Linked DNA regions of Homo sapiens: region 1 is linked to region 2. Evidence: read pairs that join two places in POLR2A ChIA-PET (ENCODE). Cell type or tissue: MCF 10A. All regions are shown on one strand. Region 1 overlaps UBR1 (ubiquitin protein ligase E3 component n-recognin 1). Region 2 has its middle 6.7 kb from the start of MAP1A.

The links. ChIA-PET counts read pairs that join two places held together with the same protein. Peaks named below come from ENCODE experiments on the same cell type or tissue, not always from the same donor. Only the 100,000 strongest peaks of a DNase experiment are listed, where the experiment ranks them.
Region 1: POLR2A ChIA-PET joins it to region 2 with 6 read pairs; 3 of 35 experiments call an interaction of 5 or more read pairs at or near these places.

Annotation. Positions count from the first base shown.
Region 1 is chr15:43,100,170-43,102,669 of GRCh38, reverse strand. All of the region lies in intron 1 of UBR1 (ubiquitin protein ligase E3 component n-recognin 1), which reads left to right. Among named protein-coding and RNA genes, the nearest start is that of UBR1, 4.6 kb to the left of the region's middle. In MCF 10A, no CTCF peak of the experiment used is centred here; a DNase peak (open chromatin) is centred at 1,519.
Region 2 is chr15:43,509,698-43,512,197 of GRCh38, reverse strand. It overlaps a transcript of TP53BP1 not described here and a transcript of MAP1A not described here. Among named protein-coding and RNA genes, the nearest start is that of MAP1A, 6.7 kb to the left of the region's middle. RefSeq lists enhancers at 889-1,108, 1,549-1,668 and a silencer at 1,209-1,368. In MCF 10A, no CTCF peak of the experiment used is centred here; a DNase peak (open chromatin) is centred at 1,267.

The DNA of each region.
Region 1 (2,500 bases), 410 kb after region 2:
GGTCCATGATAATGAGGACTGAGAAAAATTGGGAATCAAGAGACTTGTGAGGTAGTCTGCCAGAACTTCTGCCTTCTGTCTTCCTCGACTAGATTTTCTTCCTTAAGTCAATTTCAGAAGATACCTCTTGGCATGATACTCAGCTCTTTTCTATTGCCTGTTTATAACCTCTACCTAGGGGATTTCATCTAGTTCTGTGACTTTAAATACCATTTGTATGTATTCAGTTCCCAAATTTATATCTCTGTGTCATCTCACTTCTGAACTCCAGAATCATAAATCCAACTGCCTACTTGACATCTTCACTTGGATGTCTGGTGTTTCAAACAGTGGGAGCAATTAAGAAGTTGCTGCTGTAACCCAAGCCATAGTTGATGGTAGCTTGCACTGGAAAGGTTATCCTTGGAGATAGAGTGAAGAGGATGAATGTGAGAAAGATTTTAGAAGGATGGAAGAAGCAAAAAGACTTGCTGATAGATTAGGCATGAGGCAAAAGGTAAGGAATAGATGATATCTGCATCCTCAGTTTTTGGTTTAAGCATTCATGGCAGCGGTTGTGTTGTTTCCAGCGGTATGATCTCGGCTCATTGCAACCTCTTTGTCCCAAGTTCAAGTGATTCTCTTGCCTCAGCCTCCCGAGTAGCTGGAATTACAGGCATGCACCACCATGCCTGGCTTTTTTTTTTTTTTTTTTTTTTTTTGTGAGCCAAGGTCTCTCTCTGTCGCCAAGGCTGGAGTGCGTGGCGAGATCTCGGCTCACTGAAACCTCTACCTCCCGGGTTCAAGCGATTCTCCTGCCTCAACCTTCCAAGTAGCTGGGATTACAGGTGCCTGCCACCACGCCTGGTTAATTTTTGTATTTTTAGTAAAGAGAGGGGTTTCACCATGTTGGCCAGGTTGGTCTTGAACTCCTGACCTCAGGCAAGCCGCCCACCTCAGCCTCCCAAATTGCTGGGATTATAGGCATGAGCCACCGTGCCCAGCCAGTTTTTTTGTATTTTTAGTAGAGGTGGGGTTTCACCATATTGGCCAGCCTGGTCTCGAACTCCCGACCTCAAGTGATCCACCCACCTCGGCCTCCCCAGTTGCTGGGATTACAGATGTGAGCCATCGCACCTGGCCTTGGTTGTGTCATATATTGAGAGGAAAGACAAGATTTTAGGAGAGGAAAGGAGAAAGGCAGATCAAGAGTTTTGTTGTCCCTGTCTCAGTAGACAGCACCTCCATCATAGCTCTTGAAGACAAATAATTCTGTCTCCACCCATGTAGTCCAAGTCACTCTCTGTTGTCTTGGCTACTGCAGTGACTTCCTAACTGGTCTGTTTGCTTCCACTGTTGCCCTCTTCCTGTCCATTCTGCACAGAACAACCAGAGTAATCTTTTAAAGATTAAATGAGATCATGTCAGTCTCCTACCTAAATCCTCAGTGGCTTTCTCTTATACTTATAAACTCATTACAAGCCTTCAAGACTTTGCCTGGTCCAGCCCCTGCATCTCCACCTCATTTCCTGTTACATTCTCCTCACTCATCCTGGCCTGTTAGTACAAGCCCAAGCTGTATTTTGCTTTAGGGTCTGTGCTGTTGCTTGCTGTTTGCTTTTCCTAGAGTGTTCTTCCTCTGCTTTTTCTTAATACACACTCTGTCTAAAAGATGGGTTCCTCTTATTCTCTGTCAAAGCAACCTGTTTATTTCTCCCATTTCAATTATTACAATCTGTAATTACTGTATTGTCTTTATTTACTTAGCAAAATGTCTGTTTCTTCCTCCAGAGGGAGAGGTAAGTTCCATGAAGGGAAGGATCATGTGTGACTTGTTCATTGATGCATCTTTTTTTTTGAGACGGAGTCTCGCTCTGTCGCCAGGCTGGAGTGCGTGGTGCGATCTCGGCTCACTGCAACCTCCGCCTCCCGGATTCAAGCGATTCTCCTGCCTCAGCCTCCTGAGTAGCTGGGACTACAGGGGCATGCCACCATGCCCAGCTAATTTTTGTGTTTTTAGTAGAGACGGGGTTTCACCATGTTGGCCAGGATGGTCTCGATCTCTTGACCTCATGATCCATCTGCCTCAGCCTCCCAAACTGCTGGGATTACAGGTATGAGCCACCATGCCTGGCCACATTGATGTATCTTGGTATGTGATTGATACAGAAGACACTTAAATATTTTTAAATGAATGAATAACTGAGGATCAACATTAATGATTTATTGTAGTAAGATTAGTAGTGATTGGTGGATGGAGGTTGTAGATAGAAAAAAGGGAATGAGCCGGCATGTTAGGGTAGTGGCTAACCTTCGAGTCCAGGCTGAACAGGGAGGTAATAAAAGCCAAAACAGGAAATCTGGAGGGAATTGGTGGGATTGAGGTGTTAAAGGGCATGAGGTTGACATAAGTGGGAGGACTGAACTTTGTGGTCAGAAAGGGGCATTTTAGAATTTGAGTACATGGGGGCACATCAAGTTTTTGTGATGGTAGAGCCAGGTTAAAGGCACCTCTTGGCCT
Region 2 (2,500 bases):
GAGAATCCCTGTGGGAGAAAAACAAAGAAGGTTCTGGATAAGGTTGCAGGTTGTAGGGTGGTGAGACTGCAGGAACACTTTCAAGTTCACAGAACAGGTAAGGAGAGGGAGGGTATATGGATAGTTGCCATGATCAGCCTCAGTGATGTCTCAAAGAAAGGTGGCTAGTAATGGTGTCTTTCTCCCAGTTTACAGCTTTTCTAGGCTTTGCCTGAGCCAGAGGGAGAAGGACAGAGTTTAGACTAAACTCGGTCATTAATGAGTCTATAGGTAGGAATTTTCTTGTAAGGTTCCCCAGTTGTGGTGGAAGTGACACCTAAGGGCCTATTCCCAGATACTGAGGGCTACCTTCCCCACATTTACAGCTAAGTAGGATTCTAGGTTCGCCTTCTGTGTTCCCTTCCTTGTCCCCAGCCCTCCACAGCTTGCTTCCACCCGCAGGTGGCTCCGCAGCACTGCACCACAGCCACAGGCACAGCACTGGGGAAGGAGGTGAGGACTTAGGAGCTGGTAGCCACGAAGGTCACTTAGTGGTTGGCTACTGGCATTCAGAGATTTGAGATTTGTACGGGGCGTTCAGAAAGCTCCCCGTGCTGGTTCAGGGACCATAAAGAAGATACAGCAAGATAGGGACGTGGATTCTCCAGGGATGGTGAGGACTTTCAGGACACCTGGTCCAAAACACTGCGGTGGAGGGTGTGACCAGAGGGGCCCCAGGGGCTGCATAGAGCTCCGCTGCCTCAGGGAGACTGCGGAACGCCATGGAGTGTGCAGTAAGGATGGGCAAGCGAGATGTTAGTAGAGCGAGAGGATACGGACACATGGCATGGAAGATGCAGGTGACAAGGGCGCAGATCTCAGGAAGTGCACACTAGGGATGGAGATGCAGACGTATGCATTGGTAGTTGAATGCAGAAGGCGGAGAAGCACAGGGTAGAGATGCCTGAAGCACAGCCAGAACAGTGGCTCACCTTGTTCAAGGTGGGCCCGCACGGCCCTCAGCTGACTCTCTGTACCGATATCGCCGATCACAATTAGCAAAGAGTGCTTCTGCAGGTCCCAGCGTGCAGCCGCCACCGCGGCTCCGGCCTCGCACAGCAGCTCCGCGGGGTTCTGAGCCAGCGGTGCGCCGGGACTTCGGAGCCCCAGCCCCGGAGTTGTCTCCATGGCAACGCCGTGAGGCCGCGCAGGCTCGGCCTCGGTCTCCATGGAAACACCCGCGGAGTGTTAGTCCGGCAGCTTCCGCTGCAGGCAGAGTGCGCGCGGCTCTTAAAGGCCGGCGGCAGGTGCAGTTCATTGGCTGCTGCCTGTCAGGGGGCGTGGCACAGGCGCCGCAGGGGCGGGCCGGAGCTGGAAGCTCGTGCTCTGCGGTCTCGCCAGGCTAGAGGGTGGTGGCCGCCCCCTTCCTCCCACCACGCCCTCCCCAGTACCAGCGGGAGCTTCCACTTAGACTTGAGCGGGGGTGGGGTCTCTGGGGGACCCATTGGTGGGGCGAGGCGGTTGCCTCGGCGCCGGAAGAAGCTTCTAGTTAAGATGTATCCCTGATAAGTACTGTCTGGCAATTCCGCAGCCTCGCCCGAACTGAGGGGAGCCATCTTGTCCCTCTCTGCCTCCGAGTTTGTATCGTTGCCTCCATCTGTGTCTGTGTGTCTGTATTATCGTTGTTTGGCGTGTTTTTTTTTTTTTTTGTTTTTTGTCACTGCCTGCCTGGGTCCTGCCCGAGGTCTCCATCCTCGGTTTCCCTGTCCTTGCCCCGGGCCCTGGGAGTGCTCTGGAAGGCTGCGCAGTATTGGAGGGGACAGAATGACCTTCCGGCCTTGAGTCCCTGGTGAGTTGTTATTCTGAAGATAGCAGTTGGCTGGCTAGTTTCCATCTCTGCTGAGTGCAGGACTCGAGTGCAATGAGCTCAGACTGCAGCAAGGGGGATTTGAGTAAAACCTAGGAAAGACCTTCCCATCTTCAAGTGATGTGACAGTGAGATGGGTCTCCCTCAGGAGACTGTTGTATTACTTCCCCCCCTCCCACCCCCCGGGAGTTCTTAAAACAGAAGGAGCAGTGTTTGCACCAAAGAAGGGGTTGACAGTTCTAAGATCAAAACCAGAGGTTGGGAAAGGACTGAGGAGGCCTTGCACTGTTTTATGACTGACTGGAACATCTTTGTAAAAAAGTGCTGTTAGTCTAGCCTCCCCCATTCCTCAGTGTGTCTCCACCTACTCCACACTCCAGAGTAGTCTTTTACCCAGGATACCGAATCATTCTGTACATGTATGTATGGGAGCGCCTATCTTTCACCCTAGGGCTCCAGCAGCACTTGTTTTTTTGTTTTTTTGTTTTGTTTTGTTTTTTGGGTTTTTGGGTTTTTTTTTGTCCCGTTTGCCTTTGCTTTGGAGATAGTACAGGAAAGAAAGGAACACAGTATCAGATTCAGCAAGGCTGCCTGTGAGCCACGTTCTGATTGGGCAGTGTCTGCATGTTAAATACTTCACAGCGGCCGGGCACA